Linked DNA regions of Homo sapiens: all the other regions are linked to region 4. A link is a loop called in an ENCODE intact Hi-C map of the cell type or tissue named here. Cell type or tissue: IMR-90. All regions are shown on one strand. Region 1 overlaps ZFAND3 (zinc finger AN1-type containing 3). Region 2 has its middle 28 kb from the start of ZFAND3-DT. Region 3 overlaps ZFAND3 (zinc finger AN1-type containing 3). Region 4 has its middle 7.8 kb from the start of MDGA1. Region 5 overlaps ZFAND3 (zinc finger AN1-type containing 3).

Region 1 (5,000 bases), 450 kb after region 4:
CTTAATTCTTGCTTCAGGACCCAGACCGGTGTCTTGCTCTAGGGCAACCCAGGGCAGAGGGGCCAGGTCTGCCCAGCGTTTACCACTGCTGTCAAGCCACAGCCCTTGGCCACCATACGGGCCATCCTCAGTGAGGCAGCCCCCCATAGGCTTCCGCCAAGCTCTGGTCCCGAAGAGGCTGTGCGAGCCCTTCCCGGCCCTCCCCAGGGCCCCCCGCCCCCTCCTCTGCCTGCTGCGTGGAGGCAGCCATGGGAAGGAGCCCAGGGGAGCTGGCCTGGGGGAGCGAAGCCCATGTTCGCTTCCTGACTTAGAGCTGGGGGGGGTGGGGGGTGGGGCTTGTTCCCCTGCAGTATCTGTTCTGTGAAGTTTGTTAAATGTAAGGAAAGCTTAAATTCTTGTATCTTTAAAAGAGAAAATCTTATTTAACCCTTTTGTGTTCTAGATTTACTTACACACATAGCCTAGAGCTCAGTTTTAGTTTTAACATTGTGAAAATATTAAAAGAATCTTGTAACTTTATTCTTTTTTCTCCTGCTGAAAAAAAAAATTAAACCAATCGTATGAAAGTTTGGTTTTCTTGTTTCACCCCTTCTCCTAAGTGCCCCCTGGGTTGCTGGGAAAACTGACCCATCTCCCTGGCCAGGGCTGGAAAGAGATGGGGGCCTGTGTGCAGAGACCGTCTGCAGTACTTGGAGGCACTCGTCCAGTTAGTGTCCAGGCTAAACAGCCGCTTCCTTGCTTTCTGTTGGGAGCCTCTGCCCTGGGAAGCTGCGGGACTGGCCTTGGGGTAAAGGTGGGTCTGCAGGGCCAAGCCTGTGCCAGCAGCCAGGAGGTTACACACTGGGGGGGATCAGAAAACGAGCCCCAGCCCTGAGGGCCCCAGGCGTGGGTGGGGTGGGTGCTGGGTCCTGAGGGAAGGCAGCATGCCCTAGACCCGAACCCCACCCTAGGAAGGGCCTCCAGGATGGATGACGAAGGCTCCCAAAGGCTGGCTTGGAGGAGGTGTGTGCTGTGGCACTCTTTGGTGTATAGGATGAACTTAACTACATTTTTAAATGTTCAAAAAACATTTGGCAGGGCAGGGGCGAGGCACAGGAGTGGGACCTGTCCCCACTTCTTTTAGGACAGAGATATTGACCGCATAGTTGTCATGAGCGTGATGAAAATCCTCAGAGGAAATCAGAGGCCCAGTGGCGATGAACAAGCACGGGGGCAAAGGGCAAGAGAGGGCCTTGGTGGCCTGGGTGTGAGGCGGGCCTGCAGGGAGCAGTGGGCTGTGCTCTGCCCACTGGTCCACAGGAACTGGGTCTGCGTCAGCTCCTTCCTGATTGCTTCACAGAGCAACAGTCCACAGCAACAACATAACTGTTGTTATGCCAACAACAGTCCACAGCAAGAAGAGGGGATGGTGGGAAGACAAGCAGAAACCTTCCTGCTGGGTGGCGTGAGAAACAGGAAACCATGGGTGGGAGTGGGCCGTGGTCTTCAAGGGAGCCATCAGCAGCACATTCAGGGAGCTGTGAGCAGCCCCTCTAGCCCCAAGAAGGGGGTCTCCAAGAGAGAGGGCCCCAGATGGGCACAACAGTAACACAGATACCCAAGAGAAGTCTGCAGGAGTCTCAAAACCTGATTTCCTCAGCAGCCATTCTCGCAACTACATGGGGGAAGGCTGCAGTGAGGGAGGAGTGATCGGAGAAAGACATGGAGACTTGGGACCTGGGGCGGGCTCTGGGGGAACTCAGCACACAGCTCGAGGCCTGCGAGGTGGCCCCATATCTTGTCAGCACTGGGTCCTGTCAGAGGGCTTGGAGAAGGTCTAAGAATCAGAGACAGATACAGACAATTAAGCAAGTAATAACAGTGTATTAATGCCTAAGCAGAAATACACAGGAAGAGGAGCTGCAGACCCTGTGTGACTCAGCTGTGAATAATATTTACGTACAAATAATGTAAACACAAATACTAGTGAATATTGCTCTGGTAAAAATATATGCTGGATCTCAGTAGGAGACTGGGAGAGGGAAAGAATGTGCCTGTGTATTGGTGGCAGAGGATAAGAGAGCCAAGTTCTTGTTCTTAGCAGGAAATCAACAAAGGATGTCCAAAGCTGAAAACTTGAGAGTAGTATGTTATTTAGAAATATGGAGGTAAAAGAGGAGGAAAAAGCTTAGAAGTTAAAATTGGTTTTCTTTGGGGTAGGAGATAGGAATGCAGTAGGCCTTATATTTACGACTACAGTTAAACATATAACATTGATTGAAAAATTGAAATGCTTTAATAAGGGAATGATGGAAGCCCTTCCTGGGAACTGAGGGGCCAAGTCCTCAGAAACCTGCCTTACTGTTCTCTGAAAGTGGGTTTCAGGGAGTTCAGGTCTCTGAGATGCAACATAGAGTGTTGGTTTTGATCAGAGCTGCTTTGGAAGATGCAGGCAGCTGGCACATCACAACACAGCACATGTTTAAAACCCTGAAGGCTGAGGGCGGTGGCTTGAGCTTATAATGCCAGCACTTTGGGAGGCCAAGGTGGGAAGATCCCTTGAGTCCAGGAGTTCGAGACCAGGCAACATGGTGAGACCTCATCTCTACGAAAAAATATTTTTTTTTTCTTTTCAAACCCTGCATGTGGCATGTGATGCAAAAAAAAAAAAAAAAATTTAATTGCTGCGGGGAGCGGGTGGTGGTACACGCCTGATAGTCCCAGCTACTCAGGAGGTGGAGGCGGGAGGATCACTTGAGCCCAGAGTTGGAGGCTGCAGTGAGCTAGGATTGCACCACTGCACTCCAGCATGGGCAACAGCCTGAGAGCCCATATCTAAACATATATATGTATTTTTTTTTTTAATTTAAAAACCCTGGGAAAGGTGGCTGTGGCAACACCAAGCTTATTTGTTACCAAAAAAACTTTTCTTAATCAGCACACCTTGGGAAAAGTTGCCCTGGTTCATTGAGCACCTACTGTGCGCCAAACACCTGAAAAACTCTCCCTTGATCCTGTGTGATTCCACTTGGAGGTACCTAGAGTAGTCAAATTCACTCCCTTCAGGTCAGCCTGGAAGTTCCTATCTCCGGGCTTCTGTGGTATGCCATCCAGCAACCCAGATGTTTGGCTGGGCAGACAGATGGAATGTCACCTTTCCTTTGGCTTAAATGCTGTGCCCAAATTCACACAGAAACACAGAAGGGTGTTTCCTGCCCGTCACTGGAGAGCCTGGGATGGAAAAAGTGCCTGGAGCAGGAAGATGGCAACACCGAGTGCGTGCTGGGCCCAGGCCTGGCCCTCCCGCTGCACACCCTCTGGAGCGTCCCACAGGGTTAGGTGATTGAATTGTTGGCAGATGAGAGCACCCCAGACCCGGGACCTAATAAAAGGCCTTTTGAGTTTTCGACCTGGAAGGACCCCACACCTCAGGCTCCCCTCCTGGCCACCTCTTCCAGGCAGCTCTATCAATCCTAGCAGTGAGGAGTGCAGTTGAAGGGGCCTGGGGCACACATCACAGGGTTCGATGGGAGAACTTGCTGACAGGGAGCTGGAGTGTCTCTGGAGTCCTCAGGCCCACATCCACCAAACACCAGGAGGAGCTGAAGAGGAGGGACTCCCAGACTAGGAGGAGAGGGATCTGCTGTGTATGACAAGGTGCCCAAGTTCGGGGTGGGGGTGGGGACCAAGACATAGACCCCAGAGGTAAAGCTCTGGGTCTGCACCGTGGCAGCCCCATTAGGGGCATCTTCCAGCCCACAGCCCTGGCTAGGGTGACCTTCATTCAACACCTGCTATATGCCAGGCAGCATCCCAGACACTGGGGATATGATGGTGACCCAAACTACAGCTATAGGGAACAAAATAAGGGCAGTGCAAAGAATATTAGAGGGGTGACAGGCATACACGATACGCAGGGGGAAGGGAGCAGGGGGAGAAGCATAGGGTCTGAGGGTCTTTGTCTGCGATGGGCATGGAGGGCCCTGCCTGCCGCTTGGGGGTTCGGTCAGGCTGCCACTGTGCGAGGAACAGCCTGCAGGGAGTGAGGGAGGTACACAGACCAGAGGACCGGCTGGCTGGTCCGGGAGGCCAGCAGGAAGGCTCAGTGCTCCAAGGTGGCAGGGAGGTGGTGAGAAGAGCAAGATCCTGGACTGATTTTTGAGGATGGAGATAGCAGGAGTCGCCGATAGGCTGGGTGTGGGTGAGAGAAGAGAGGAACTATAGACAATTTCTAGTTTGGAGTGTGAGCCGCTGGAAAGATAGAGATGCCGTTAATGAACGACAGGCAGGAGCGTGAAGGGGGTGGGATGAGAGCAGACGGCTGAGGTGTAGACGAGACACCCAGCTAGAATGTGTGTGTGTGTGTGTGTGTGTGTGTGTGTGTGGCGGGGCTGGGGGGTTGGGGAGGTGGTGCCTGGATACACAGTTCCAGGGCTCAGTGGAGAGGTCCTGGCTGGAGATGGGCATTTTTCCCCAATAATTTTTATGGTAGTAAAATATGCAGAACACGCAGTTTCCCTTCTGAACCATCTTTAAGTGTACAGTTTAGTATTATTCAATCTATTCATAATGTGGTGCAACCATTGCCACCGTCCATCTCCAGAACTGGAAGTGGAATCATACAGTACTCGTCTGTTTGTGTCTGGCCGATTTCACCCAGCACGATGTCCTCCGGGCTCATCCACATGGTAGATATGTCTGTGTCCTTCTTAAGGTGGATGCTACTGCACCGTATGATGAAACACACGTGCTTGCCCACCCCTTTGTCAGTGGGCACTGGGGTTGCTTCCATGTTGTAGTTACTGTGAATGAGGCTGCTGTGGATGTCGGTGTACAAATGAGATACACAGTTTCGAGTCACCTGCATAGAGCTAGTATTTAAAGCCACAAGCTGGGCCAAGGACACCAAAGAAGGGAGTGTAAATGTAGAAGAGACGGATGGAGGCTGTGCCTGGGGATGCCATCCAGAGGGACGGAGGAACCTGCAGAGGAGACCTAGAAGAAGCTGCCAGCAAAGCAGG
Region 2 (5,000 bases), 86 kb after region 4:
ACCATTATTTTTTTTCTTGATATATAACATATATGCAGTAAAGTGCATAAGGCTCAACGGTACAGCTCAATTAGTTTTTACATGTGTGTACTTTCATGTAACCATCACCCAGATCAAGATAGAGAACATTTCCACATTTCCAGCTCCTCAAAATGTATATGCCCCTTCCTAGTCAACACCCCCCAAAAGGTAGCCACAGTTATGATTTCTATTGCCATAAATTAATATGGTCTCTTCTTGGACTTCATATAAATGGAATCACACTGTATGTGATTTTGTTGTGCCTGGTTACTTTTATTCAATATCACGTCTGTGGGATTCATCCATGTTGTTGCATGTGGTTATAGGAATTATTTTCATTACTGAGTAGTGCTTCATTGTATAAATATATATACATGTATGTATCACAACTTTTTAATTTTGATTTTTTTTTTTTTTGAGATGGGGTCTTGCTCTGTTACCCAGGCTGGAGGGCAGTGGCACAACCATAGGTCATTGCAGCTTCGACCTCAAATGATCTTCCCACCTCAGCCTCCCAAGTAGCTAGGACTATAGGTGCATGCCACCTCACCCGGCTAATTTAAAAAGAAAAAAATTTGTAGGCCAGGCGCACTGGCTCACGCCTGTAATCCCAGCACTTTGGGAGGCCAAGGGGGGCAGATTACCTGAGGTCAGTAGTTAGAGACCAGCCTGGCCAACATGGTGAAACCCCATCTCTACTAAAAATACAAAAATTAGCCAGGCGTGGTGGCACGCTCCTGTAATCCTAGCTACTTGGGAGGCTGAGGCAGGAGAATCGCTTGAACCCGGGAGGCAGAGGTTGCAGTGAACCAAGATCATGCCACTGCACTCCAGGCTGGGCAACAGAGTGAGACTCCATCTCAAAAAAAAAAAAAAATTGTAGGGATGGGGTTTTACTATGTTGCCCAGGCTGGTCGGAAACTCCTGGGCTCAAGCAATCCACCTGCCTCAGCCTCCCAAAGTGCCGGGATTATAGGTATGAGCCACTGTGCCTGGCCCAATCACAGTTTATTTATTTAACTTCTTGTTGGTGGACACTTGTGTTGTCTCCATTCGTTAGCTATTCTTTTTCTTTTTTTTTTTTTTTGGAGACAGAGTCTCACTCTGTTGCCCAGGCTGGAGTGCAGTGGCATGATCTTGGCTCACTGCAACCTCCACCTCCTGGGTTCAAGTGATTCTCCTGCCTCAGCCTCTCAAGTAGCTGGGATTACAGGTGCCTGCCACCATGTCTGGCTAATTTTTTGTAGTTTTAATAGAGATGGGGTTTCACCATGTTGGCCAGGCTGGTCTCAAACTCCTGACCTCAGGTGATCAACTCACCTCGGCCTCCCAAAGTGCTGGGATTACAGGCATGAGCCACCATGCCCGGCCTTGTTAGCTATTCTTAATGAAGCTGCTGTGAGCATCCTTGTACCTGTCTTTTGAATAATTCATTATTTTGAGACACATTTCTGACTTTTAAAATAAATGGCAACATACCATTTCCACCTCCTTCCACTGGGTTGTGCCATGCTGGGATGAGATTACTACAACACTACATCATGAACGTATCTGTGGGAGAAGAGGACAGCCTCAGGACCCCCTGGACGGGCCCTAGAAGCCTCCAAATACAGTCTTGGGTCTTCATGCCATGCATGGCACAGCTGAAGCCCTGACCAAGGTCTTCGCCATGAACCTAGGGGTGGGGAAAAGCAGAAAGGGTTTCTAAACCCGCTAGCCTGTACCTAGCCTGGATTTTATGTATGGCACAGATTTAGTTTACAGATGAGGAAACGGGTTTGGGGAGGTGGAGTGACCTGGGTTCAAACCATGGCTCTGCCAGCTGTTAACTGTGTGGTCTCAGACAAGTTTAACTAAGTTCTCTGACCCTCCATTCCCTCACCTAGAAAAATGGGGATAATAATATTTACCTCGCAGTGTTGTCAGGAGAATTAAATAACAGATGTAAATCACCTTGCATAGCACTTGGTGTCTATAATAATGGTTTCTTTTTCTTGTTTGTTTTCTGCTCAAGGTCACATAGCTAGTAAGCTGAAAAACTCAGAAACAGAGCTTTTGAAGGGAAGGAGGAAAGAGTAAAAAGGAACAGTTTGGGGTGCCAAATTAGGGACTATGACAATGCTTTGTGTCTTTATACCTCTAGTATCCCCCATAATGCCTGGCATACAGGGGCCACTCAATACATGCTTATTGAAGGTTTGAATGGATAAGTGAACAAATAGATCCAGAAATTCACACTAAGATTGCTTTCAAGCCTTGATTTAGACTGGCTACCAAGTGGGATTTATTGGGATGGAGAAACCAGCTTGGGGACAATGGGGTTGCTGGGTATCAGTAATGAATGATCCGCTGACAGGCTCTCACCTCAGCCAGGAGGGTTTGGGCCCAGTAGACAATCAGGTTGAGTTAGAGAGTACATGTCAGGGAGCAGGGAGAAAGGGGCTGCTGGAAAGAGAAAGAGGACTTGGGAGCAGGTGCCTAAGGGAGGGTAGGGGAACCATTTGGTCAAGGAATGGAAGTCTCGCTGGGACTATCAAATGTAGAGGCTCTGGGGGCTGGGCATAGTGGCTGGATCAAGAGGTCAGCCAGGGCACCTGGGAGATAACACTGCCATCCCTGTTCTCCTGTAGACCCAGGGGCTGGACAAGCAAGTTTGCAAAGAATATGCAGCAGCCAGGCAGGGGAGCCACTCTGGGATTCCTGCCCCCGCCTCCAGAAGGCGGGGTTTGTTCTCCAGCTCATTCATTCTTTGGGATGACTCATTACTGAGTTGTCATGTTGTCATCGAGTGCAGAGTTACAGGGAGGAGGGGCAGCCTGTCTCGCCCATCTGTGCACAGGCAGTCCTGGCAGCACTGCAACTGGAGAGTTCCCAGGCTGGCCACATGGGGGCGGGGGGAGCCAGGCCTGACATCCTGGCCATCTGGGCGACTCCAGTTCTGGGAAGAGCACTGGACTGGGAGTCAGGGGCCTGACTTCCTGGGCCTCCTACACCCTGGCCACCCTCTGTGCCTCAGCTAATTCCAAAACAGAAATGATGATACCTCTCCTGCCTAAAACCAGGACGTCTCATCCCTCATTTGTGTTTATACCTTAATTTGTGTGTCAGAGAAATCTCCCTGGTAGTTAGCCATACTCCAGTTTTGTTCGCCCGGAGGACTTAGGGCAACTAGTTTTCTTGAGATTACATCTTGCAGATCCATCCCAGGTGCAGATAGGGGATGAGAGAACACTGCGGTGCCAGGCAGGCCCTGTGCGAAATGTTTCGCTCTCACCAACCCTGTAGCCCTCACAATCACCTTTTAGGATGGACTTGAGAATGAGGGGCATCTTTTCTGTTTGTTAACTTTTTTTTTTTTTTTTTTTTTGAGATGGAGTTTCACTCTTGTCGCCCAGGCTGGGGTGCAATGGCGTGATCTCAGCTCACTGCAACCTCCACCTCCCAGGTTCAAGTGATTCTTCTGTTTCAGCCTCCCAAGTAGCTGGAATTACAGGCATCTGCCACCACATATGGCTATTTCTTTTTTTTTTTTTTTTTTTTTTTTTGTATTTTTAGTAGAGATGGGGTTTCACCATGTTGGCCAGGCTGGTCTCGAACTCCTAACCTCAGGTGATCCACCCATCTCGGCCTCCCAAAGTGCTGGGATTACAGGCATGAGCCACTGCGCCTGGCCTATTTGTTAACTTTTATATTGGGCTATAACTTACATGTTAGTAAAGTGCCCTTATCTTAAGTGCACATACAGCCGGATGAATCTTTAAATGTATGTACACCTGTGTAACCGCCCTCCACATCAAGATACAGAGCATTTCCAGCATCCCCTATGCTTTGCCCCAGTCAAGGCTGCCCTGTAGGTAACCTGTATTCCTACCTCAAAATAGTATTTTTGCCCATTACATAGATGAGGATACTGAGGCTCAGATATGTACAGATGGATACTGATGCTCACGATAAACTGCTGTGCCCAAAGCCACATAGCTAGAAATACTACTGTTAATGCTTTTGGAGGCAGAGGGTGGTGGGAGAACTTGAAAGAGGATGTAAGACTGCTGGAACCAAGACTTCCCATTCAGCAGCTGTCCAGCATCATCTGCGCATCCTTGCACCCTCGATCTTCAGCACCCACACTTCTCATTGCACCCAGCTTTAGGCAGGAAATGCTTTTGCCTCTGCTGGCCTAGGCTACACCCTCCCTGGCTCTCTGCTTCTTGTCCCTGCTGGTGCCAGAGTGCCTCCCCTTGACTGGAGGGTCCCCTCAGGAGAACAGAACCCTGCCCAATCCCAAAGGGTTAAGCCTGAAAGCCTTTACTGAAGAAGTGATTGAGGCTAAATTCTAGGAGCGAAATGCAGCAGTTTCCTATTCGCAGCTGATAAGCCCTCTCCATAGCCCAGCACTGGGCCACCTTGGAGTGCTGCTGCAAACTGTCTTGTCACGAGGAAACTATGCTCCCTCCCAGGTCCTCCCTGGGGGCCTGGCTGAACCCGGGCTACAGGATTCTGCCTCTTGAAGCTGTTGCCCAAGAAGTGACCTAAGTCCTTCTAGGAGACTTACCCCAACCTCTTCCTCTACAACTAGTGACATCACGCGTATTTGCCAGCCCCTCAAGGAGAGATAATCCACCCCTGTGGGACCTGACTCAGTATGTGCATTTTGATGCACAAGTTCCTGTTGATCTTGACCTCAGAACTCTCCTATCTCCAACTCCTAGCATACTCTACCCTCTCTTTAAAAAGTTGTAAATACCTTGCCCTATCCTTTTGATTAGAAGTGTCTCATAGAGATGGGCTTGAGTCCCAGCTTTGGCGAATTCTCCACTGTGTGGCCTTAGCTAGGTTACCTAACCTATCTGTGGCAAAGACTGCTAGGGTTGCCTCTCTTCTTCCACAGCAATAGAACTTCCAAATTTGGCTGGGTGTGGTGGCTCATACCTGTAATCCCAGCCCATTGGGAGGCTGAGGTGGAAGGATCACTTGAGCCC
Region 3 (5,000 bases), 160 kb after region 4:
TTGACCCTAGGTGTCCAGTCAGTCTATGGCATCCTTTGCTGGGACACCAATAGCTGGTTCAGCCTGGCACAATCAGAATATTAGGGTTGTCTTCACTGATAGACACTGGCAACTTTATGCTGGAAGAACTTCTTGGGACACTTTTCCTGGGGAGGGGATGGTAGATTGTAGGTGGTTTGTAGCAGGTACTAAGGACCTTCAAGACTTCACCAGAATGCCAACATGTGGTTGTAAGAAGGGTTATGCTTGACGTGCCGAAAGGTTAGAATAAGATTGAAAACTAGCATTGGAGTAGGCTGTGGAGTAATAGAGCTTTGAAATCCTTTTTGAGGCTTTATGTGCTTTCAAAGAGGATGGCTTCTGGCAGTGGAGAGTAGTTTTTTCCATAAAACATTTACTTTGCAAATATATAACAAAAGACTGTTTCCACCTATATGACTGAAAAATGGAGCATTGACTATAAAACACATCCTGTTATATTTTCCTGATTTGAACACAAAAGACATGTATTGCTCATCTAACACTGTGTATTTAATATTTCCTGCGTATGAGTGAAACCTGTTAAACAAGGTGAAGAAAATCTATAAAAGGTTAAGATGTTTTTAAAAACAATTTTTGGGGCAGCGTTTTGAAGACCAGTGTGTTTACTCCTTGAGGATTTATTAATGTTTAATTGGCTCTTTCGTGTTTATAGTGCTCTGCTGCAAACACCTTTTTTGATTTTACCAGTAGCTGCACTGCCATTTCTTTATACTAGAAGAGCTAGAAGATTTGCTGCCAGGGCCAGCATTGTGCATGTCGTACTTTCATGCATGTATTATTATTTTAAAAAATCCTGTGTCTGTGGGAGCAGGTCAGCTACATTTCTGATACACGTATGTTTTAGCCCTGGCTTCAACAAGGAGCAGCATGTTGTGATGTAAAGAACTTTGATTTTGGAGCCAGAAAGCCCAAGTTAGCATTTTGGCTCCACCACTTGTTAGCTTTGTTGCCTTGAATAAGACAACCTCTCTTTATTTCAATTCCATTACCTGCTTTACAGGATTGTTGAAAGGATCAAGTATGTTAATGTATATACTAGTACTTTTTAGCTGAACAGAGAAAATTTATGTTTAGATTCTATCCATCTCATTGATTCTTTCTATTAAAGACAGATGATCCTGGCACACTTTTGCTTAAATTTTATTTCAGTGTTCTGTGTTTGGCAATTTGGACTTGGCCTGTAATATCTTCTGTTGCTGAACCCTTTCTTCTCTTCATCGCTCTTCCATACCATCTGTAGCTATGATTGTCTGTAGTTGTCACCAGAGACTTTGTTGCTCTTTAAATAGTATATTGTATGTTACAAAATACATAATTTCTACCTACCAATTTTCTGATCTTATGGTCTATTTTCATATCTTATGGTCATGAGCTAAAAATTAATGTTTGCTTATTGGGGAGGGGCATGATAGCAGCAGGCTGGAGACCTTCAGGTGAGGCTTTGATTTCAGTGATAGGTGAGGATTGAATTCATGAATGGCTTGCAAATATTGTGGGACTGGCCTTGTACCTCAATCAGTTTGTGTAACATTTTAGAATGTAGTAGCTTTTCTCCATTGTCATTTGAATTTTGATGAATAATGATTTATTTTTCTGTCTTTAAAAAGGGTTTTTTTTTTTCCTGAGATAGAGTCTAGCTCTGTTGCCCAGGCTGGAGTGGGTTTTTTTTTTTTTTCTTTCTTTTTTTGAGATAGACTCTTGCTCTTGTCACCCAGGCTGGAGTGCAGTGGCGTGATCTCGGCTCACTGCAACCACCACCTCCTGGGTTTGAGTGATTCTCCTGCCTCAGCCTCCTAAGTGGCTGGGATTACAGGAGCCTGCCACTACGCCCAGCTAATTTTTTTTTTTTTTTTGTATTTTTTAGTAGACGTGGGGTTTCACCAGGTCTCGAACTCCTGACCTCAGGTGATCCACCCGCCTCGGCCTCCCAAAGTGCTGGGATTACAGGCGTGAACCACCGTGCCAGGCCAAAAAGAGTTTTTTTTTTTTTTTTTTGGAATGTACCTGTAAACCCAAAAGGACCTGAGGTAAGAAGTGGCAGTTTTATGGAGTACTTACATAGTAAAGAGGAATAATATTATAAAATATTATGGTTTTAAAATGCATGGCCTCCAGTAGTTTTTGTGGCTTATATTCAGAAGTTTGACTTAAAAAGAAATTCCAGAATTTCAAAAATTTGTTAGCCATAAGTATTTTGTGACTATGATGTTAATGAATTTGCACTCCCCCTGCTGGCTGACTTTTTAGGAAGACAGTGAGTTAGGAAAAGCAGAATCCTAATTCAGACCTGAGAATATCTGTCAAATTTTTTATTCTCTGTAGAAGTGGCTAAAGTTATAGGGGGTATCATTTTGAGTAAGAAATTGATTGCATTATGTCTTTCCTCATTTGGACTTGTTTGCAGTGATGTTTAGTGCCAAGGGGATATTCACTTAGTTTTTTTTTTTTTTTTTTTTAAGTAGGTTTAGATTTTAGTTAACACTATATACCATATATTTACTCTTCTCTGTTTGTGACGGCCACATCAGGTACCTTTTTCACCCAGTTTTTTTTTTTCAAACAGAACAACTTGTAATTTCTGTGCCTTTATTTGATCATTTATTCATTTATGGGATGTGGCTTAGTTTCTGTAAAGCACTGATAGGTGTTGAGGTGGATGTAGAAGGATGAGATATGGTACTCCATGAAGCCTTAAAGCTTCTCTGCTGGAAATCTGTACCATATGCCAGTGAAATGTTAAATAAAAATGAGAGCAATGTCTAGTTAAATAGCATAAGGCCGGGCGTGGTGGCTCACACTTGTAATCCTAGCACTTGGGAGTCCCAGGCGGGCAAATCACTTGGCAAGGAGTTCAAGACCAGCCTGGCCAACATGGTGAAACCCTGTTTTTACTAAAAATAAAAAAATTAGCCAGGCATGGTGGCACACTCTTATAATCTAAGCTACTTGGGAGGCTGAGGCATGAGAATTGCTTGAGCCTGGGAGGTGGAGGTTGCAGTGAGCCAAGATCGTGCCACTGCACTCCTGCCTGGGCGACAGAGCTAGGCTGTGTCTCAAAAAATAAAAATAAAAAAATAGCATGATGAAAGTAAACAGTTTGATTTCAAAGATGAGAAAGGCTATCATAGTGTTGTAGATAAAGTGGGTATCAAGAGTGACTAGAAAAGGACACTGAAGAAATGATGTGGTCTAGGTAGACAGGAGCGGGGAGGAAAAGGACAGGCATTCCAGGCTGAGGGGACAACATGATAAAAAAGACGAGTAGGAAATTAGTGTAATTTATTAAGGGTACAGTGAAAAAAGAACTGTTTCAGGGGCTTTACGTACTTACTTGATTTGATCCCAGCATTAATCTTCTGGTGTGGTATGAGTGTCTACATTTCACAGGTGAAGAAAGTAAGACTTACAGGGGTTAAAACTATTATGAAATATTATGAAAGAATTATGAAACTTCTAGGTTTTCATCCTCCATATATCTGGCTGCAAATAAGTCTGTGCTCCTCTAGCAATAACTTCAGAGAGAGTTGGTTAGTACCACAGAGCCTTATGTATTATGATGTGTGGTTTTCACACTCCAAAATTTACTTAGAAATACTTCTTTTTAAGCATTACATATGGATAACTGGAGCTTTATTCTAATATTTCACTGTTTTTAGAGCCTTGTAAGCTTATTGAACTATTTCAAGTAGAAATAGAAAATATGTTGTATGTGTTTTGCTGCTCTGCATCATAAGCATTTTCTTATAATCTTTCCCAGTGTTGTCACTGATGCAAATGGAATAATTGATTCATAACATTCTTTCTTATTAAGTTGGGCTATGACTTCAGAATTATTTTTTAAAAATGTGCTCAAAGAGGAAATAGCCTAAGAAAATTTTATTTTTTAAGTTATGTTTTGATTTCTGTTTACTTTTTTATATGTTTACTTTTTATTGAATTTTTTAATGTTAAAAAATTTAATTTTTAAGTTATATTTTGATTTTTGTTGTTTTTTAACCATATGTTTACTTTTTATTGAATTTATTAATATTGCAAAGTTCTTGCACTGCCAAACCATGCCTAAGAATTCAAAGAAAGAAATGGTACAGTAGACGGCCTCATTCACCCATCATACAGTATCTTAAAACTTGATTCATGTACATTTTGATATTTTCATAGTCTTTTAAGAAGTTATAACGAGTTGGAATTTAAATCTGCTGCAGGGGCTGAGCACAGTGGCTCATGGCTATAATCCCAGCACCTTGGGAGGCTGAGGCTGGAGGATTGCTTGAGCCCAGGAGTTGAGACCTGGGTGACATAGTGAGACCCTATCTTTCCAAAAAAAAAAAAAAGAAAAAGCAGGCATGGTGGTGCTTGCCTATAGGCTCAGCTACTCAGGAGGTTGAGGTGGGCGGGCTCACTTGAGCTCACTCAGGAGGCTTGAGCTGGGGAGGTCAAGGCTGCAATGAGCTGTGATCGTGCCACAACACTCCAGCCTGGGTGACAGAGCGAGATCCTGTCTCTAAAAAAAACAAAACAAAACAAAAAAAAAACAAAGTGCCCTGGGCCTTCAGATGTCTAGCATAGTATGGTATTACAGAACATCTCCACGTATTCATGTCAGTTCATTCCTCAATAACATAACCCCTAACAAAATTTTGCTGGGAAAAAAAAATGGGTATTTTCCAGGGAAAATATTTGGGCCAACTTCCAACTGATTATTTGTTAACGTTTTTTTTTTTCTCAGATGAAGCCTTGTCTAACTAAAAATCCCCTATTTCTTATTTAATCACCCAGCCTCCCCTTGGCTTGCTCAGCTACTCACCCAAATCCATCAGAAGGCAGGCATCGAGTAATGGCAACACTATTGCTGTGGTTGGCAGGTCTTGTCAGGAGATACTGTAACCTTCCTAGGAGTCTGATTCCTGCGCTGACACTTTGATCAAGACTGAACTCCAATAGGAGAATGCTCCCACATC
Region 4 (5,000 bases):
TTTTTTGAGTTGATGGTTCAGTAGATCACAAGTAATTTTGTTTTATACTGATTTGAGAAATTTATGGTCTTCCCACTCTGAGCAGGTGTAAGGGACACTGGTTTACCAGGCTCTGCTTCCCCACTGGGGTGGGTCTGGGAAGAAGCAAATGGGCTGGAAAAGTGGAGTTCTTTTGACTCTTCATTAACTTAACAAATATTCATGGACCCAAGCATTGTGTCTATATAATCCTGGGCACCCCATTGTGCTGGAGGCATCCAACAGCTAAAGACACAGCCCTGCGCTCAGGTAGCCCAAGTCTGATAGAGGAGACAGCCCTGGCCCTAAGGGCCCGTAGTCTGATGGGGGAAGACTGCTATTACAGGGTTACAGATCCTGGAATACAAATGGAGCCAGGCTATAGATCTAGGGACAGATAGATATACTATAACAGCAACCAAGTGTTCACTACATGGGTAAAAGTGAAGAGGATGGAGAACTAGGAAGGCACTGGCTGGTTACTCTGATTTCTAGGCTCTTACTGAACATTTTGTTTTTTTTGTTTTTTTTGTTTTTGAGACAAGATCTCACTCTGTTGTCCAGGCTGGAGTGCAGTGGTGCAGTCAGAGATCACTGCAGCCTCAAATCCCCAGGCTCAAGTGGTCCTCCCACCTCAGGCAACCAGGCTTGAAAAAAAAAAAAATTTAGCCTCCTGAGTAGCTGGGATTACAGGCACCCACCACCATGCCTGGCTAATATATATATGTATATATATTGCATTTTTAATAGAGACAGAGTTTCACCATGTTGGCCAAGCTGGTCTCGAACTCCTGACTTCAGGTGATCCCCCCGTCTTGGCCCCTAACCTTTCTTCAAGCCTGGTTGCCTGCAGCTTTCCAAATTTCAGCCAAACCCAAGGGAAGTAGTCTGTGTTTTACTTGGGTATTTTCTCCTAATGCAAATGTCTTTCTGGGCTCCTGGGAAAGAGGCCTGTTTGAAGGAAATACTGTTAAGCTGGCATGCAGCCGTTGGCACCCACAGGGAAGAGCACCCTCTCTCTGGAAGCCAGGCTCCACCCCAGCAAGAAGTCCCAGCCCCATCTGACTCCACTGACCTCCCCTAGGGAGGTATCTCTGACTAAGCAGACTACAGGGCACCTAGAGATCAGCTCCTCTCCAAAGGCCCCACCTGCTACTCTGGCCTCATGAATGACACCCCTCCACCCCAGGCTTAGAGTGGGCATTCGTTCTCTGTGCTTTGTTTCCATGTGTGCTGTGAGCTCAAGGGTAGAGTGAGTGTCCTGCTCATGTCTGGACTGCTCACAGTACCCAGTGCCAAGCTGAGCACACAGTAGTTATTTGATTTATGCTCATTAAAATGAACTGTGGCAGGGTGTGGTGGCTCACGCCTGAGTTCCCAACACTTTGGGAGGCCAAGGTGGAAGGACTGCTTGAGTTCAGGAGTTTGAGACCAGCTTGGGCAACACAGTAAAACCTTATCTCTAAAAAAAAAAAAAAAAAAAAAAAAAAAAGTCAGAAAATTAGCCAGGCATGGCGTCATGCGCCTGTGGTCCCAGCTACTTGGGAGGCTGAGATGGGAGGTTCCCTTGAGCCCAGGAGGTCAAGGCTGCAGTGAGCCATGATCACACCACTGCACTCAGCCTGGGTGACAGAGTGAGATCCTGTCTCAAAAAAATAAATAAAAATAAAATAAAATGAGCTGAGTTGGTTACACTGACTAACTCAAACAAAAGTAGGCTTTGGGCAAGACCTAAATTACCAGGATAACGGAGGCCCAAATTATCCAGACAATATGTAGATTACGGACAAATACAAATAATGAAGATCGAAGACATGTTTGAGTTATGTACAGGCTGAAGGAAAACTGATTCTCGGGGAAGGGAAGCAGGCAGGTGAGGCCCAGGGTTTCTGGGAAACCCCTGTGTAAACAGTGGCAGGGGGTTAGCAACCCCCACTGCTGCTTCCTTCTGAGATGCTGTCTGGGAGGAGAGGTCTGAATCAGGTGCGTTCCTAGAGGCATGGGGGCTCTGCCAGGCTGAGGGTGGCTCTGTCCTCAGGCATCTGCTCCCAGGCCTCAGCAGCCCCAGTGGAACGCATCAAGTTTCGCTGAGCTGGTCTTTCTAACTTTCTCCCCGGCAGCTCCGCGGGAAGCAGGATCAAATGTTCTCCAGCCTGAAAAGCCCGGCTGGGGTGTGAGGAGAAAGGAGAAGGGGAGGAGGGGCGGCCAATCTGCGGTATTGGAAGGGGAGGGGCCGGGGCCGGGCCCCAGGGACAGGCCTCGTGACTCTCCTTGCTCCCTTTCTGTTTAACCCTCCCAGCCAATTCTTTTTCCTTTAGCCATTAGCTCTTTTTGATCCACGTAAAAGGGGGTGGGGGGCGGGAAATCTGGCGTGGACTTGGAGGCGTTCAGCACACCCGCGACCGCTGCGTGGCATAAACTACAGGGGGCGCCATTCACATAGGATACGACAGACATGGCGCCCGCCCCCTCCGCCCCCCCAGTACAACGTGGGGGCCCTGCTGCCACGCCCTCGGGTCTGACCTGACCCCAGGACAAGCTGGCGGGTCATCCTACCCTGTACCTCACTTCCCTCGCTCCTTCTCTTCCCAACCCACCCCCAAGCCCCCGCCGCCAACTCCTGTCTTGGCCCCTCACCCTCCAGGTCGCTCTTGTTCTGGCCCCCACTCCTGCAGGCCACGCTGCGGATGGTTCAGAGAGAGACGGGGGCGGGGGAAGGAGCCATCGGGCCTTCTCCTGCGCATGCTCGCTGTGAGACGAGCGCTGTGAGCCCTGGGGACTCGCTGCCCTTTTGATTAACTCGTCTTATTACGTGGCTCTCCCGGCTCTCCTTGGGGACCCTCCATGCCCACCATCCCAGGGGGCCTTTGGGATCCATGCCTGGCACGGGCTTGGAAGGAATCCCCAGGCACCGGCCCACTCAGTCACTAAAGGATGATCCGGCCTGCCCATCTGTCCCCCTTTTCATCCTCTAACCCAAGGTTTATCTGAAGGAGCGTGCTACAATTCATAAGCATCAAATGCCCATAATAAAGGCCATTTGCTTTCATGACCACCTTTGTCATCTTCATTTTAGAGGGGCAACTGAGGAACAGAGAGGTTCAGTCACAGATAGCTAGTAAGTTGTGTTCAATCGAACTAGAGAATCTGGCTCCAGAGTCAGAGTCTATACTCTTCACCACTACTTGGTGCTGCGTCTCACGAAGAAGTGGGGCCAAAAACTGGCACACTAGAGCTGCGCTGGCCAAGGCATAGCTACTGGTAGATATTTATGTCAGTTTCTCAGTCACGCTGGCCACATTTCAAGTGCTCACAGTCACACTAGTGGTTACCGTGTTGGACAACAAAGATATACAACATTACCCTCATCACAGGAGTTTTATTGGACAGCAGTGCTCAGAAGTCCTTAATTTTTATCCCAGCACTACTGCTTACTAGCTGAGCGACCATGGCCGGTTACCTAACCTCTCTGTATCTCAGGTTCCATAAGAATGGTGCAAGGCCAGGCATGGTGCCTCATGCCTGTAATCCCAGCACCTTGGAAGCCTGAGGTGGGAGGATTGCTTGAGCCCAGGAGTTCAAGACCAGCCTGGGCAACATAAGGACACCTCATCTCTGTGAATCAAAAATTTAAGAAAACTAGCCAGGCATGGTGGCACGCACCTGTAGTGCCAGCTACGTGGGAGGCTGAGGCAGGAGAATCCCTTGAGCAGGTCAAGGCTGCAGTGAACCATGATCAAGTCACTGCATTCCAGCCTGGGCAACAGAGTGAGACCCTGTCTCAAAACAAGAAAGTGCCAACCTCATAGGGCTGTTAGAAGGATTAAATGAGAAAATGTATATGAAATGTGCTAGGCATAGTGCCTGGCATATAGTAAGCATACTAAACATTATTATTTTGTTAGGAATCATAAGCCAGTCCTTTATTTAACAAAGTGGGTAGCTAAAGACCAGAGAAACTAAGGAACTGCCTCAAAGCCACACAGCAAATTAAATGCCAGAAGCTGAGGCTCCTCATTCTTTTTTCTCCACCACATGACCTAATGATATCACTACAGCCAATAAATGACTTCCGAATTTGGCCCTCTCGAAAATGTTGTAAGGTGGTTAAATGAGGTTTCATCAACCTTACTGTACAGATTAAGAAACTGATGGGCCCGGTGCAGTGGCTCATGCCTGTAATCTCAGCACTTGGGAGGCTGCGGTGGGGAGGCAATTAGAAGTCAGCTGAGGGCAATGAAGTTAGGATGAGGGGACAGAGGCTGGGTACCAACCCATCCTACTAGAGCGGATATGACATGACCCGTTTATTGTGTCTTACCCACAAAATGGAGCTTCTGTCAGGGAGGATCTTTGTCATGTTCACTGCTATATCCCGCATAGCTTAAAGGGTGCCTGGTAATCAAGAAATGGTTGTTGACTGAGTAGATGCCCATTTTTCAGATAAAGATGGTAAGGCTCAGAGATGTGAAGGACTGTGCCCAAGATTGGATTTATTCATACGAGAGGAATTTACTGAGCATCTACTTTGGGTCCACATGTCGAGTCTCTCTGACTCCAATTCCTGGGCTTCCCTTCAATACCTCCCATCTCCAACCCGCATTCTACAAAGGGGAAGGTAGGGCTGCCCTGACTCCATCCTATTCCCCCGGCACGTAAGTGCTTCTCTGTCTTTGGTTGACCTGGCAAGGAGAGGCCTGAGAAGCCTTAAATTAAGGTTCAGGCATGAGTTGTGTAGCCAGGATCTATGCTGAAATTTTATTTTGTGTTTTCCCATTGCGCTTGGAATAACGACCTTCCATCTTCCATCCCAAGAAAAGAACTGAAGCCAGAGTCTGAGTCGGGTTTTTTGTTTGGTTGGTTTTTTTGGTGGTTGCAGGGGCGGGGTGGGTTGCCTCAAGTAGCTTTGGGGTTTGTCGTCAAAGCAGAGGGATGTCCCGACTCAGTTAGGTTTAGGAGGTGGAGGTCTCCTGATGGAGAGT
Region 5 (5,000 bases), 310 kb after region 4:
TCATTCTGGAACCGTTTAGACTCATCAATGAACCTAGCATGCATAGCTTTGGGATGTGGGAAGAGTACGCAGAAAAAAAACAGGTGTGCATGGGGAGAAGGTGTGAACCATATAGACAGTGGCCTCAGTTGGGAGTTGATTTTTTTCCCCCCTTACCATCCTTCTAATGAAATGATGTTGAAGGAAACAGTGTTATTTGAGGAGCCATTGTACAGGACTTTAACTGGGATTTTGAAAGTTTATATCTAACACTGTCATTTTGATTAGATTAATTCAGGTTTGGTGATATGTTGCTTGCTTTTGTCTTCAGCTGTTAAGTCTTTTCATGCCCTGGTCTATGACAAACATGGACCTGTTTTCTGTCACTATCATTTTGCTTTTACGCCCCCAACCTTTTTTTTTTTTTTTTCCGAGACAGGATCTTGCTCTGTCACCCAGGCTGGAGTGCAATGGCGCAATCTCAGCTCACTGCAACCTCCGCCTCACGGGTTCAAGCAATTCTCTTGCCTCAGCCTCCCGAGTAGCTGGGATTACAGGCGCCTGCCACCATGCCTGGCTAATTTTTTGTATTTTTAGTAGAGATGGGGTTTCACCATGTTGGCCAGGTTGGTCTCAAACTCCTGACCTCAGGTGATCCGCTCACCTCGGCCTCCCAAAGTGCTGGGATTACAGGTTTGAGCCACTGCGCCCGGCCCAACTTTTTTTTTTTTTTTTTTTTAAAGAGATGAGGACTCACTGTGTTGCACAGCCTGGTCTTGAACTCTTGGGCCCAAGTGATCCTCGCACCTCAGCGTCTCAAGTAGCTGGCACTTACAGGTGCATGCCAATGACTGGCTCATTTTGCTTTTTCTAAAAATTCATATTAATGGATGTATACAGTTGTGTCTGGCTTGTTTCAATTCGCATAATACGTTTGGGACTCATTCATGTTGTTTTCATGTAGTTTGTTCCTTTTCATTGCTTTCCATTGCATAAATTTACCACAGTTTGTTGAGCTGATGGATATTTGGGTTATTTCCAGTATTGGAGTATTTTAAGTTTCTGTAGACCTTTGAGTACAGGTCTTTGTATGAATGTATGCTTTTATTTTCTTGCATAAATACACACAGTAGAATTTTGGGGTTGTATGATAAAGTACAGCAGCTGTATGCTTAACTTTATAAGAAACTGCCAAACTGTTTTCCAGAGTGGCCGTACTGTTTTACAAATTCCCATCAGTAGTACATGAGCGTTCCAGTTGCTCCATATCCTTGCCAACACCTGGTGTTGTCAGTCTTTAAAAAATTTTGGTCATTCCACTGAGTGTGGAATGTAGTTTTAATTTGTATTTTTAATTTTAATTTGTAGTTTTAATTTTCATTTCCTTTTGGTTTGTGGATTTGTACTTTGTGGCATTTATGCTAAAAGTACCAAGGAGGAAGAAAGTTGTTTTTTTCTTCAGATTGTTATCATCTTGGTTTGTAACTTGTATGTTCTCAGAACATTATTTGATTCTCCACAATCAGTAGCACAATTAATTTTATATTAATTGGTTTTGTAGTTGTCCAGAACTCTATTACACTTAAAACGTGATCAAATACTATAAATTATTATATCATTTATGATCACACCTGATCAATTAAGAGGATTCGGGGAAGGTAAAACTTCATGTAAATCTTTGGAAAATGGTTTTAACCTGTTTCTCAGCTAATTAAAGAATACGTAGCTATATTTCTTGTCATTCTTTTTTTGGAAACTATAATATGAAAGTTCAAAATATAAAAAAGATACTTAAAATTAGACATTTGATAGTTGGGATATGTTATAGTACTTTGAAACAAATTCTGTAATAGTATTCAGAATTGAGATGTTTAGCACACACTGCGTCAGTTATGTTAAATGGTGGGGATGGGGTGTGGCAGGCAGTAGTGGAATGTAGAATGCTGCTGTATGCTGTGTAATGTAAGCATCTCCGTTCCTAGTGGAGAAGTTGCGTCGTGTTCTCAAGAAGCACAGAGGGAGACATTTGGTAAAGTACCAAGTAGTTGAATGAAATACAGTACATAGCAGATAAATTTTGTATATACTAACAAATCAGTAGCTATATTTGATATCCTGGGTAGCCGTATTTGATATCCAAACTATTAACACTTCATTACCCTGAAGAGCTTCCTCCTTTCTTTTTGATAGTATTTTTTTTTTTTTTTTTTTGAGTCGGAGTCGTGCACTGTCACCCAGGCTGGAGTGCAGTGGCGCGATCTTGGCTCACTGCAACCTCCGCCTCCCGGGTTCAAGGGATTCTTCTGCCTCAGCTTCCCGAGTAGCTGGGACTACAGGTGCGTGCCACCACGCCTGGCTAATTTTTGTGTTTTTAGTAGAGACTGGGCTTCACCATATTGGTCAGGCTGATCTTGAACTCCTGACCTCGTGATCCAGCCGCCTCGGCCTTCCAAAGTGCTGCAATTACAGGTGTGAGCCACCATGCCTGGCTGATAGTAATTTTTAATCTTTATGTGATGAGGTGTGCAGGTCCAGAAATCGTAACATGAATGGCAGTTAAAGGCCTTTGAGAAAGTAGGGGAGGGTGATGGATGCATCAGCCTCGGCCACCCTCTAGTGGCTGCTCTGACCATATTGCAACTTCAGTTGATCCTCTTAAGTGTACATCAGGAGGGGGAATGGCTGAGGGGCTTGTTGTTTTTTATACAAAATTCTTTTTTGTATTATAAAACATCTGGAGTAATCTAGAGGAATAACTTCAGTAAGGAGTTACCTTAAATATCAACATTGGTTATTTGGGTACTAGGATTATGGATGATTTTATTTTCATAATTATACTTGAGTGTATTTTCTAAATTTTACGTAGTCAACTTTTTGTTCTAAGTCAGAGAAACAGAAAGGAAGACTCACTGATCACCTCTGTGTGCCAGACACTGTTATATATATCATTCCTAATTCCTAATACACGAATTTGAGTTACATTGATTAGTATATACAAAATTTATGTCCTGTATTTTCAACTTCACTTGGGGCTTTAATGGAACACTATCATTCGCTAACATTTTTGTGGCACAGACTTCTTGCTGATGTTGTTTACCAGAGTGTCCTTTGATTCTACTTCAGTCTTGCCTAGTAAAGTCATCTTTCTCCCTTAATGAATATCTCACCTTCTTTCGGGACCACTCACCAGTCTGTGAACCTTCAAAACAAATACATTCCATGTTCTTATTCATGTTGACATATGTTTGATATAGTACATACTGCCGTCTGTTGTAGTTATTTGTGTGTATTGCCTATTTCCTAGCTTTGCATCCTACAGCCCCAGAACAACACATAGAAAGCACACAGTATTTGCCTAAAACCATATATTGGAAGCTTCTACCTGCCTCAGTTTGTGATGTAATGGTATTTGACTTATTTTAATCAGTTGCTTGGCATTGTAGCACATTTTCCTAGAACCAGTATTTCAAATGGTGTGTAGGTGCCTAAGCCCTGAAATACTGGTTTTAAAACTTAGCCACACATTTAAAAACTGGAGAGTTAAAAAAAAAACAAAAAAAACCTCCAATGTCCAGGTTACACCTCATACACGTGGAATCAAAGTATTTGGAATGGAAGCCAGGTATCAGTATTTTTAAAAAAGACACCCCATGTTATTTGGATGTTCAGCAAAAGTTAATGAACCACTACCCTATTTAATCTATACTGCATGGGTACTAAAGTTAAACTCCTGACATTTAAAGTTTTGCTTTTGGGGAAAATACTTTTCTCAAGCCAGATGCAAGAGGTTTTGATGGCATAAGACCTACAGATAACTAACAGGCTTATTTAAGCCCAGGTATTTATTGTTAAAGGAGGTATTTGTCCAACTTACTCTCAAATAGTTCCCAAAAAATGTTTGCAAGGGGAGAGAGAGAGAATGAGAATGGTAAAGCAAATGGGGGCAAAATGTAAACGGTTGCTGAATTCTATAAAGGCTGTATGGGATTGACTAATATTAGTCGTGCAACTTTTTTGTAAGTTTGTAAAACTTTTTAAAAGTTTTGTTAAAAAGAGAGAGAGAATTTGTTAACACAGATAAATCACTAATTGGTGAAATAGTAGAGATTTTTGTTTGTAATTTTACTTTATTATTATTATTATTATTTTTTTTTTTTTGAGATGGAGTTTCACTCTTGTCGCCTAGGCTGGAGTGCCGTGGCGCGATCTTGGCTCACTGCAACCTCCACCTCCCTGGTTTAAGCGATTCTCCCGCCTCAGCCTCCCGAGTAGCTGGGATTACAGGCACCTGCCACCATGCCCAGCTAATTTTTGTATTTTTAGTAGAGACGGGGTTTTGTCATATGAGTCAGGCTGGTCTTGAACTCCTGACCTCAGGTGATCTACCCGCCTCAGCCTCCCAAAGTGCTGGGATTACAGGCGTGAGCCACCATGGCCAGCCCTAGATTTTTGTTTTTAATTTTTAAAAATATTGGAGTGCACAGAGTATATCTGGCTTCAATCATCTCTTTTCATTCATGTTGCTGTTTGACTGAAATCCTCTTTCTCCTGGCGGATGGGATTGGCGGGTGGTCCTATTTTCTAAAGGGAGGAGGCATTTCCTATTTAATCTTGAGGATACAGGGAAGATGGTATAGAGTTAAGCATCAACCCACTTCTCTGTCTCTTCTTTTTGCCTCTTCTTTCTGCTTCATTGGCACAAAATACTGTTTCCATTAAGATGCTTAAAAGTGATGCAGGTGCAGTTCTGCAAATTTAGAAAATAATCATTCGTTGGAAGATACGTTAGATCGTTTAATTTTAACCTCCTGCTTTTTACCAATATGATGACTAAACCAAGACTGGTAGATGTAACCTTATACTTTATTTAAGGTCTACAAGGAGGAGGAGTATATATTTTACTGTTTCTCTTGTTATCTAGAATTTAACATGGGATATTTACCTTTAGGGAAATCTTTTATATTATAACTCTGCCCTGGATGCTTAGTTAGTTAACTGTGCTTTTGTAGTTTCTTTAAGGA

Evidence for each region. A loop is a pair of places that touch in the nucleus more often than their neighbours do. Peaks named below come from ENCODE experiments on the same cell type or tissue, not always from the same donor. Only the 100,000 strongest peaks of a DNase experiment are listed, where the experiment ranks them.
Region 1: it touches region 4 in a loop (4-fold over the local background); 2 of 110 quality-filtered maps call a loop at or near these places.
Region 2: a loop joins it to region 4, with 2.7 times the contacts of the local background. A loop is called at or near these places in 20 of 110 quality-filtered maps.
Region 3: a loop joins it to region 4, with 13 times the contacts of the local background. A loop is called at or near these places in 15 of 110 quality-filtered maps.
Region 5: it touches region 4 in a loop (8-fold over the local background); 55 of 110 quality-filtered maps call a loop at or near these places.

The regions. Positions count from the first base shown.
Region 1 is chr6:38,154,059-38,159,058 of GRCh38, forward strand. ZFAND3 (zinc finger AN1-type containing 3) reads left to right here. Exons shown (of 6, transcript NM_021943.3): 6 at 1-566. Among named protein-coding and RNA genes, the nearest start is that of BTBD9-AS1, 330 kb to the right of the region's middle. In IMR-90, no CTCF peak of the experiment used is centred here; a DNase peak (open chromatin) is centred at 1,933; H3K27ac peaks cover 849 bases.
Region 2 is chr6:37,788,731-37,793,730 of GRCh38, forward strand. No RefSeq gene overlaps it. Among named protein-coding and RNA genes, the nearest start is that of ZFAND3-DT, 28 kb to the right of the region's middle. RefSeq lists enhancers at 2,663-2,957, 2,683-2,977. In IMR-90, a CTCF peak has its summit at 2,895 (motif pointing right); a DNase peak (open chromatin) is centred at 2,821.
Region 3 is chr6:37,858,160-37,863,159 of GRCh38, forward strand. The region is part of intron 1 of ZFAND3 (zinc finger AN1-type containing 3); the gene reads left to right. Among named protein-coding and RNA genes, the nearest start is that of ZFAND3, 41 kb to the left of the region's middle. In IMR-90, a CTCF peak has its summit at 2,276 (motif pointing left); a DNase peak (open chromatin) is centred at 2,252.
Region 4 is chr6:37,703,157-37,708,156 of GRCh38, forward strand. No RefSeq gene overlaps it. Among named protein-coding and RNA genes, the nearest start is that of MDGA1, 7.8 kb to the left of the region's middle. RefSeq lists a silencer at 2,420-2,679. In IMR-90, a CTCF peak has its summit at 2,433 (motif pointing right); DNase peaks (open chromatin) are centred at 2,295 and 2,715; H3K4me3 peaks cover 763 bases; H3K27ac peaks cover 705 bases.
Region 5 is chr6:38,010,207-38,015,206 of GRCh38, forward strand. The region is part of intron 2 of ZFAND3 (zinc finger AN1-type containing 3); the gene reads left to right. Among named protein-coding and RNA genes, the nearest start is that of ZFAND3, 190 kb to the left of the region's middle. RefSeq lists a silencer at 2,387-2,681. In IMR-90, a CTCF peak has its summit at 2,595 (motif pointing left); a DNase peak (open chromatin) is centred at 2,585.